Linked DNA regions of Homo sapiens: region 2 is linked to region 1. The links are chromatin loops, found by intact Hi-C in ENCODE. Cell type or tissue: IMR-90. All regions are shown on one strand. Links, peaks and the distances in the headings refer to the core of each region. The heading gives the core; the rest is flanking DNA.

The links. Hi-C counts contacts between places; a loop is a spot of excess contacts. Peaks named below come from ENCODE experiments on the same cell type or tissue, not always from the same donor. Only the 100,000 strongest peaks of a DNase experiment are listed, where the experiment ranks them.
Region 2: a loop joins it to region 1, with 4 times the contacts of the local background. A loop is called at or near these places in 1 of 110 quality-filtered maps.

The regions. Positions count from the first base shown.
Region 1 is chrX:24,229,135-24,234,517 of GRCh38, reverse strand. No RefSeq gene overlaps it. Among named protein-coding and RNA genes, the nearest start is that of ZFX, 82 kb to the right of the region's middle. RefSeq lists a cis regulatory region at 3,059-3,410. In IMR-90, for the core only: no CTCF peak of the experiment used is centred there; a DNase peak (open chromatin) is centred at 3,217.
Region 2 is chrX:23,972,076-23,977,458 of GRCh38, reverse strand. No RefSeq gene overlaps it. Among named protein-coding and RNA genes, the nearest start is that of KLHL15, 52 kb to the left of the region's middle. In IMR-90, for the core only: no CTCF peak of the experiment used is centred there; no DNase peak of the experiment used is centred there.

The sequences.
Region 1 (5,383 bases), core at 271-5,270:
CCCTCCCAAAAGTTCAGTTACAAGACTGTACCCACTAGTTTGCTTTCAGCTGAACAGAATGAGTTAGAAGTGGGGTAGCACAGGTCGGATGCGGTAGCTCACACCTGTAATCCCAGCACTTTGGGAGGCCGAGGCGGGCAGATCATGAGATAAGAATTTGAGACCAGCCTGACCAACATGGTGAAACCCTGCCTCTACTAAAAATACAAAAGTTAGCCAGGTGTGGTGGTGCGTGCCTGTAATCCCAGCTACTCAGGATGCTGAGGCAGAAGAATTGCTTGAATCCAGGAGGCAGAGGTTGCAGTAAGCTGAGATCATGCCACTGCACTCCAGCCTGGGCAACAGAGCAAGACTCCATCTCAAAAAAAAAAAAAAACTGGGTAGCACTGAGTTTTTGGCTACTCATAACCCTGGCATTTTGGAAACCCAGACACATGCAAAATGAAAGCTAAAGGGCTAGCTCCAAACATTGGGAGGCTCTGTGTGTCCTGGGTTTGCTTCAAGCCGCAAAGAAAGAAGGTCATGCAGCAGCAGTCTACAAACACAAAGATAACCGCTTGGTGAGCATATCCTCCTTTTCATATTATGTAGGGCAGAAACTGTGGCGTGTCTGCCACTCCCTGGCTCTGAAGTTTGTGAGAAGGAATCATGATTGAGTCAAGCTCGACCTGGCAGGACCTCCAGGATTTCAAAAAATAAGTAATTAAATTCACCCCAAAAGGAAAAGGATAAAGATTGAACTGGAAGAAAAGTTGTCTCTGGGTGCTACCATAAAATACCAGGATTCTGTTTAGAGAGACTTTCAAATACTTCCTTGGGAAAAGCCTAACAGGGACAAAAATTCACAATCTTCCCTCACTATCTTCATTTTCTAAGGGAGGAAAATTCTTCATGTTACAGCTCCTAGGTTTCCTTTGTTGTAGAGAACCCACAAGGAGAAATTAAAAAAAAAAAAGGAAATAAGGCCAGGCACGGTGGCTCATGCCTGTAGTCTCAGCACTTTGGTTGGGAGGCTGAGGCAGGCAGATCACTTGAGCCCAGGAGTTCGAGACCAGACTAGGCAACATGGCAAAAAAAGCCGGGCGTGGTGGTGCACGTCTGTATTCCCAGTGACCTGGGAGGCTGAGATGGGAGGATCGCTTGAGCCCAGGAGGCAGAGGTTGCAGTGAGCCATGATCATGCCACTACACTCCAGCCTTGGTGACAGACCCTGTCTCAAAAAAACTAGATAAGATGTTTAAGATCTATTTGAAGGTATCAGAGATTCCAAGTTGGAAAAAGATGGGCAAAAGGGAAAAAATAGAAGCTGTATGGACTAGATATTAGAGGGGACTTGGGTAGGGCTGAAAAGTGCTAGTTGGAGAGATTTTCAGAGCTCTATTGCCAGAGGTGTAGGGTATATTTGGGGAGAAGAAATATTTAAGATGTTAGGCATTAAAAATACATTTCCTCTTTGGCTCTTCTCAAGAAACAAAATGCTGCAAATTACTTGTCATGAATTTTAGCTGCTGACCTAGATTTCTTTGGATGGATGCCTTGCAATAAATGGATTACATATGGTCTTGATTTACATTAAAATTATTAGGGGTATATATGGAAAACAGAAGATGACTTAAAATCCATTATAATTAATATCTGGAGAAAGATTAAAGAGGTGATCACATTCATAAAACAAGAACTGGCTGTGAAGAAACAAACCAGTGAAAGATTAGAAAATTAAAAATTGAATATCAAAAAACTCTAGCTGGAGAAAAAATTTTTCTGAGTGATTTTTAAAAACACAGTGCAGGCTGGGCACGGTGGCTCACACCTGTAATTGCAGAACTTTGGGAGGCCGAGATGGGTGGATCACCTGAAGTTTTGGAGTTCAAGACCAACCTGACCAACATAGTGAAACCCCATCTTTACTAAATATACAAAATTAGCCAGGCATGGTGGTACATGCCTGTAATCCCAGCTACTTGGGAGGCTGAGGCAGGAGAATCACTTGAACCTGGGAGGCGGAGGTTGCAGTGAGCCAAGATCACGCCATTGCACTCCACCCTGGGCAATAAGAGCAAAACTCCATCTCAAAAAAAAAAAGTGCAAAAGGGGAACAAAAGAGACAAAGACAAAAATGTCCAAGAAAAGTTAGAAAACAAAGATCCAGATGTATCAACATTGATCTGATGAAAGTTCCAGAGAAGCTAAAGAAAAGAGAGGGGAGAAAATCATTTTTGAAATGAGATGAAAATTCCCCAGAGGTGAAAACAAGACACCAGTTTTCATATTTAAAGAGTCGCTCAAATGCAAGGAAGATCAGTTTTTAAAAATATATCTGGGTCTATCATGGGGAAATATCAGGACACCAAGAATAAAGAATAAAATTCATAAAGTTACCAAAGAGAAAAGACATACTGCTTCAAAATAAAATGGAATGAGATTATGCTTAGAATTCTCATCAGTACCTCTAAATGTAATAAGAAAGGCACTAATATAGCTGCAACTGTCAAGAGTGAGAACAGAAGAAAGACGTATTGAGACATGCATGGACTTAATATTTATCTTCTTAAACCCTTTTCAGGAATTTAGAGGATGTGTTCCAGCATGTGACTATGTAAGCCTAGAAAGAGAAAGATATAATGTTAAAGAAATAGTAAATATAACTAGGAAAATAATAAGTAATTCAAGGATAGCAGCTGCACAAATCAACCTGGAGAGAAATCAAGCCAGTTGGAACAGGGGAAGGAGGATCCCAGAGAAAAATTTTTGTGAATAAAATCCAGCCAACTAAATCCTGAATCAAAATAAACAGCTCAAAAACAGCACTGCAATGGTGAAAAGGCTGGTGGTGAACAGTGTAACCATATACATTTAGAACTACCACTAAACAACTCTGTAAATTATGACCATAGAATAGAATGCCAATTCCAAACACTTTGATGAAGTAAAATAACCAACAACAAAAAATGAAAGGTAGGTTTTCTGTTTCAGGCAGAAGTAGACTAACTTTTTGCATACCAACTCTCTCACTAAGCACAATCAGAAAAACTAGACAAGATGTTTAAGATCTATTTGAAGGTATCAGAACTAGTACAATGAGGACGTGAGAGCAAAGATAGATGAGAAACATACAAAGATGAGACCAACATTCAGTGCTGCTTTTCCATCGAGTCATCTACTGATTTAAAACACACACACACACACACACACACACAGCTGAAAGGCTGAAAAGCTGAGCAGAAAGTGATGACTCATATATACGGAGGAGCTGTGCAGTGCTTCCAACAGTCTCAAAGGGATAGGGAGGAAATTAGACTTTAGAGTCCACCAAGGAAGAGACCCTCATAAACACTCCATGCTTTCAGCTGGAATATCTGAAAGGCCAAATATTTAGAAAACTGGTGAATCAGAAGTGAATAAGCCCTCAAAAAGACTTATTCCCAGATTCAAATCAGCTCAATCCCTGAGTAGATTAAGGAGAACTGGCCCACTTTCAACTGACAGCCAGAAGCTAAAATAAAACTATAAGAAAATAACACCGTAGGCAGGGCGTGGTGGCTCACACCTGTAATCCCAGCACTTTGGGAGGCCAAGACAGGCAGATCATCTGAGGTCAGGAGTTCGAGACCAGCCTGGCCAACATGGTGAAACCCCATCTCTACTAAAAATAACAACAACAACAACAAAAAAAATTAGCCGGGCATGGTGGCATGTGCCTGTAGTCCCAGCTACTGATGAGGCTGAGGCAGGAGATAATCTGATAATTGCTTGAACCTGGGAGGCAGAGGTTGCAGTGAGCAGAGATCACACCACTGAACTCCAACCTAGGCGACAGAGCAACACTGTCTCAAAAACAAAGAAAAAACACTGTACAGGGAATCAAATTATGTCTATAATTTTTCATGTGCAATACCAAACATTCAATGAAAAACTATTAGGATGATTCTGGCCAAGATCGACTAAAAAGATTACCTTTATCCTCCCATCCAAAACAACCAAAAAGATGGTGGGGGGGGGATGAAACAATAGGTTACAAGACACTGAACATTAAAGCAACAAATAACAGTCATGGAGAGAGCTTGGAAACAAGGTAAACCCTAAAATTGCCCTGCATTACTGCCTTGAAAGAGTTTCCAGGTCACGGTGCGGGGAAGGAGAACCCTGCATAACCTAACAAACAGCCTGAGTTGAGGAGACAAACTGAGAATCTGGGGTGACAAAGCAGCTAGAATCTGCAGGAATGAGTACCAGAGAGGAGGAAACTGCAAAGACAGAGAAAACTCCAGATATCTGCAGAGGGTTCCCCTTGAGTATTCAACAGAGTACTAATCAGTCCAAGCATGTTTGGAAACTACCCAAGGCCAGGGAATGAACCAGCTGAAGAGATTAGAGGGAATGGTGCTGAGAATTTACACAGGGCCAAGTGGAAACGGACTGTTTCCACTAACGAGACTGGAAAACCTCAAAATGCACAGGGAATTTGGTAGAGTACGCAGAAGAGTCTTGGGTCAGTTGTGGGAATAATTAATCCTAAAGGATTCTGGTCCTGCCTAACAGATTTTAAAAGCAAGACCTGAAAGGATCAAACTGTTTCCAAGTAATTTAACTGTGTCCCAGAATAAAGCTCAAGAATGTTTATGGGAATAAAAATTATCAAACATTCAGCAAGGTAAAATTCATAACGTCTGGTATCCAATCCAAAATTATTAGGCACAGGTCAGGCACGCGCCTGTGGCTCATGCCTGTAATCCCAACACTTTGAGAGGCTGGGGTGGGAGGCTCGCTTGAGCCCAGGAGTTCGAGAACCAGCCTGGGCAACATAGTGAGACCTCATCTCTACCAAAAATTTTAAAAATTAGCCAGGTGTGATGGCACATGTATGTGGTCTCAGCTACTCAGGAGGCTGAGATGGGATCGCTTGTGCCTGGGAGGTCAAGACTGCAATGAGTCACGATCACGCCACTGCACTCCAGCCTGGGTGACAGAGCAAAACCTTGTCTCAAAAAAAAAAAAAAAATTACTATGCACGGAAAGAAGGAAGATACAACCCAAAATAGGGGGGTGGGTGGGGAATAAATCAATCAAAACCAACCCCTAAATGAACGGATGTTAGAATTAGTAGACAGGAACATTAAGAGTTATAACAGTATTTCATATGTTCAAAAAGTTAAGACATGGAAGATTTATTTTAAAGACCCAAATCAAACTTCAAGAGATGAGAATTACAATGTCCAAGATGAAATATACTGGCTAGAATTAATAACAGATTAATAATAGCCAAAACTTTTGCAAGATACAAACTAGAAGAAAACATTTGCAAATCATATACCCAACAAAGGATTTGTATCCAGATAATAAACTCATAACAGTAAAAAAAAAAAAAGCCTATTGAAAAGTGAGC
Region 2 (5,383 bases), core at 60-5,059, 260 kb after region 1:
ACAGGGTCTCACTCTGTCACCCAGGCTGGAGTGCAATGGTACGATCCTGCCTCACTATAGCCTCGACCTCCTTGGGCTCAGGTGATCTTCCCACCTCACCATCCTGAGTAGCTGGTACTACAGGTTTATACCACCATGCCTGGATAATTTTTTAATTTTTCTGTAGAGATGGGTTTTACCATGTTGCCCAGCCTGGTCTCGAACTGCTGGGCTCAATCGATCCACCCCCCTCCTGCCTCTCTAAGTGCTGAGATTACAGGTGTGAGCCACTAAGCCCAGCTGCAATTTATATTTTAAAAGGTCATCTGGTCCCTGAAGGGAGGTAAGGATAGAATTGGGAAGCTCAATGAGGGGGTCAGGGCAATGTGAAGAGTGATGATGTCTTGGGCTGACACCGCAAAAAGAAGTGAATGGAGTTAGGACATGTTCTGGAGGTTAAGACTGGCAGAACGTGGTGATAGAGTGGATATTGGAGGTGCTAGAGATGAGAGACCCAAAACAACTCCTGGATTTCCAACTTGAGCCCAGGGCATGTGATGATGCTGTTAATTAAAATGGGAAAGATGGGGAGAAGAGCAATTTGGGGAGAAAATAGCAAGAGTATGGGTTTAGGTGTGATATGGTTTGGCTGTGTCCCCACCCAAATCTCATCTTGAATTCCCATGCGTTGAGGCAAGGATCTGGTGGGAGGTAATTGAATCATGGGGACAGGTGTTTCCCATGGGAAATATCTTTCCCATGCTGTTCTTGTGATAGTAAGTCTCACGAGATCTGATGGTTATTATAAGGGGGAGTTTTTCTGCACAAGCTCTCTCTCTCTCTGCCTGCTGCCATCCATGTAAGACGTGACTTGGTCTTCCTTGCCTTCTGCCACGATTGTGAGGCTTCCCCAGCCACGTGGAACTGTAAGTCCAATTAAACCTCTTTCTTTTGTAAATTGCCCAGTCTCAGGTAGGTCTTCATCAGCAGTGTGAAAACGGACTAATACAAGGTGCATTAGGCCTCCAATGCTTGTGAGGTGTACAAGAGTGAGGAGGTCGAAAAAGTCCTAGATCTATAAATCTGGATGAAGCTCAGAAGATAGGTCAGAACAGGAGAGACACATTGGACAGTCGCCCACTATTACAGATAGTGCTTCTTTATTTTGGTTTTATGTACTTTTTCCTTATGGAAATAGTCAAACACAAAAGTAAAATAATATAATGATTCTCCATACACCCATCATGGTACAAGCAATATTTTCCCATGAGAATGATAAAGTCTCCTAAAGAGAAGGAGCCAACTCCCACTTACTATTCCAGCCTGAGTTTCCTCATCTGCAAAAGGAATATTCCCATCTACCTCGTGGAGTTCTGGTGAGGATGAAGTGAGATTAACCATGTCAATGATGTACAGTAACCAATGTTAGCCGGTAATATTTTGTTATTGTTGTGGGGGGGCAATATTGATCCAATATGGGAGAAAGAAAATATATCAAGGTTTGTGGGTACAAACAAAATGAGTTAACTTTTTAAACTTGGAGGAAAGTATTCGAATCAGTGACTCTTAAAGATAGAACAACAAAACAGAAGCTGTTAACACAACTATGTCATGTCTTGGCATTCTCGCAAGGGAGAGGCAAGCCAAAGGACCCAGTAACAGAGACCAAGTAGAATTAAGGTTTCAGTGAAGTCTGAATTGTGCATACATGACTACTAGGTGCCCTGGCAACGAAGCCCCCGCTTCATGGTAATAACATTAGAGTAAGGGAAAATATCACATGAAAATGAAGTAAATGTCAAAGTGCCCTGGCAACAGAGCTCTCACTTTTTGGTGATAACATTATATTGTTCTTAAGAATTTCTGAGTTTTGGCCGGGCGCGGTGGCTCACGCCTGTAATCCCAGCACTTTGGGAGGCCAAGGTGGGGGGATCACGAGGTCAGGAGATCGAGACCATCCTGGCTAACACAGTGAAACCCCGTCTCTACTAAAAACAAAAAAATTTAGCCAGGCGTGGTGGTGGGCACCTGTAGTCCCAGCTACTCGGGAGGCTGAGGCAGGAGAATTGGGTGAACCTGGGAGGCAGAGCTTGCAGTGAGCCAAGATCGCGCCACTGCACTCCAGCCTCGGCAACAGAGCGAGACTGTTTCAAAAAAAATAAAAATAAAAACATTATATTGAGGGAAAATATCACATGAAAATAAAATAGGTATTAATAGTAAAGACAGTATTATGTGATCTGGTCTGGTGAGGAGTTGGGGGTTTTCACTGTGAAGAATGACTTTGAGAGGCTGGGTGCAGTGGCTCACGCATGTAATCTCAGCACTTTGGGAGGCCAAGGCAGGCAGATCACCTGAGGTAAGGAGTTGAAGACCAGCCTGGCCAACATGGTAAAACCCTGTCTCTACTAAAAATACAAAAACTAGCCGGGCATGGTGGCGGGGGCCTGTAATCCCAGCTACTCAGGAGGCTGAGGCAGAACAATCGCTTGAACCTGGGAGGCGGAGGTTGCAGTGAGCTGAGATCGCACCACTGCACTCCAGTCTGGGTGACAGAGCGAGACTCCGTCTCAAAAAAAAAAACTTCGTAGGTAGACAAAAAATGGTTTATGAAAAAGGTTAAACTGAGCCTGCATCCTGGAGCAGAGCTTCGCAAACTTTAATGTGCACACGAATCACCCACGGATGTTGTGGAAATACTCGTTCTGATTCAGGGGTCCAGGATAAGGCACGAGAGTCTGCGTTTCCAACAGGCTCTCAGGTGCGGCCTTTGGAGCTGCTGGGCTGCACAGCAGGGGTCTCTGGGATCCTGCAGAGCTGTTGCATTTCCCACTGGCTTTGCAGAAAGTCTGTGTCACCAAGTCCTATATCACCCACACCTGCCAGCACCACTGCTAGAAAGACAATGGGGGACCCAGACGAGGCAGAAACTCATTTCCCCTGGTGGCCTGTGGGAAGGAGCTGGGCTCGAGGCAGGAGGTGGCTTAAGATTCCTCCTCTGTCCCTTGGACGGCCCTTGGATGGAAGGTTGGGGTGGAACAAGGAGTCAACTGCTCTCATAATTAATACTTTCACCAAGGCCAAGCCCTGAGGAATTCCCACATTCGGAGGTGGAGGAGAGAGAAAATTATGAGAGAGATGACAGATACGGAGAACAGAGAATGCGGCACCAACACACAGATAGTTACCGTTCCTGGCCAAGAGATGCAATCATGAAAGAGCTTTGGAAACAATTTTCCTAAGCTTAAGAAAGATCAGTATCTGCAGACTGAAGGAATTTACCACATTTCAGGAGAATCAGCTACCTACACGTACACACATTTGGCAACAATTTTATTTTTTCTTTTTTTATTTTTGAGCAGAGTCTTGCTCTGTGGCCCAGGCTGGAGTGCATTGGCGCCACCTCGGCTCCCTGCAACCTCCGCCTCCCGGGTTCAAGCAATTCTCCTGCCTCAGCCTCCCAAGTAGCTGGGACTACAGGCACGTGCCACCACGGCTGGCTAATTTTTATACTTTTAGTAAGAGACGGGGTTTCACCATATTGGCCAGTCTGGGTTCGTACTCCTGGCCTCAAGTGATCCTCCCACCTTGGCCTCCCAAAGTGCTGGGATTACAGGCATGAGCCACTGCTCCAGGCCCAACAATTTTTAACTACAAGGAAAAAAACTCCTACACTCATTATGACAGGAGGAGACAGATCATCTTTTCTTGAGGACTTGCCTTGTGTCTGACACATACTTGGCGCTTTACACGAATTCTCTTATTTAAACCACACAGCATCCCAATAAAGTGGCGGCGCCAGCCTGGACGTTGGCTGGATGCAGGAACTCAACCCATGTTGTCGGGGTGCCTCTGCTCTCCAGCTGCTCAGCTCCGGTTGGTTCTTGTGGTAGCCTGAGCCTCTCCTACTGCAGACAGGCTTCCAGGTGAGGCCCAGGCAGCTCCAGGTTCACGTAATCCTAGCTCAGGAACCCCAGAAGGAAGAAAGAGTCTCCCTCCTGGTTTGCCCATAGAAGGACTCCTGTTGTCTTCAGGGTACATGCTCAACACTTAGATCCAGCACAGTGGCCAACAGAATTCAGTGAGATATTGGCAAGGGGGTGAAGCTGCTATGAATGCAAGTCCCACCTGAATCAAAAGGTTGGAGTGAAAAAAACCCAAACAACTAAAAGGGAGGAAGGATGGTTTGGCCAACAAATGCAAAGGGTCCACGAAAGGGAGGGTCTATGAGTTGCCCCACATTACAGGAGAGATCAACTTGTCCAAGGTCACACATCCAGTAAATGGGAGAGCCAGGACTCATACCAAGGCAGTCCAACCCCAGACTCTTAACCACCCTGCTCTAAGGAAACAAAGCCTCTTTGGTTTCAGAATTCTCTGCAACATTAGCTTTCAGAAGAAAATGGAGCAACAGCTGGACTTTCTGGAGAAAAAGATTGTAACTGAAGATTCATACACTCTGCCAAATTGTCTTTCACAATTTCAGGATAGCTAAAAAGCATTTAAACACACACCATGTGACAGGCACTGTTCTAAGTGCTTTATTTATTTATTTATTATTATTATTTTTGAGACGGAGTCTCGCTCTTTCGCCCAGGCCGGACTGCAGTGGCGCGATCTTGGCTCACTGCAAGCTCCGCCTCCCAGGTTCACGCCATTCTCCTGCCTCAGCCTCCCGAGTAGCTGGGACTACAGGCGCCCGCCACCGCGCCCTGCTAATTTATTTATTTTTTTATTTTTTGTATTTTAAGTAGAGACGGGGTTTCACCGTGTTAGCCAGGATGGTCTCGATCTCCTGACCTTGTGATCCGCCCGCCTCGGCCTCCCAAAGTGCTAGAATTACAGGCGTGAGCCACCGCGCCCGGCCTCTAAGTGCTTTATATGTATATTGAGCCATTCACTCCTTGAACAACTCTATAAGACAGGAATTATCCTCATTTTATAGATGAGAAAACCAAAACCCAGGGAAGGAGATAACTTACCTAAGAGTCAGGATTGAGCCCAGGCAGTCTAATCTTCTGAGCCTTCCTGTGAATTGCTATGATGCTAGAATTTAAAAACATATAATCGGCCAGGGGCGGTGTCTCACGCCTGTAATCCCAGCACTTTGGGAGGTCGAAGCGGGCGCATCACGAGGTGAGGAGATCGAGACCATTCTGGCTAACACGGTGAAACCCCGTCTCTACTAAAAATACAAAAACAAAATTAGCCGGGTGTGGAGGCGGGCACCTGTAGTCCCGACTACTCAGGAGGCTGAGGCAGGAGAATGGCGTGAACCCAGAAGGCGGAGCTTGCAGTGAGCCGAGATCGCACCACTGCACTCCAGCCTGGGCGATAGAGCGAGACTCTGCCTCAAAAAAAAAAAAAAAAAAAAAAAATATATATATATATATATATATACACA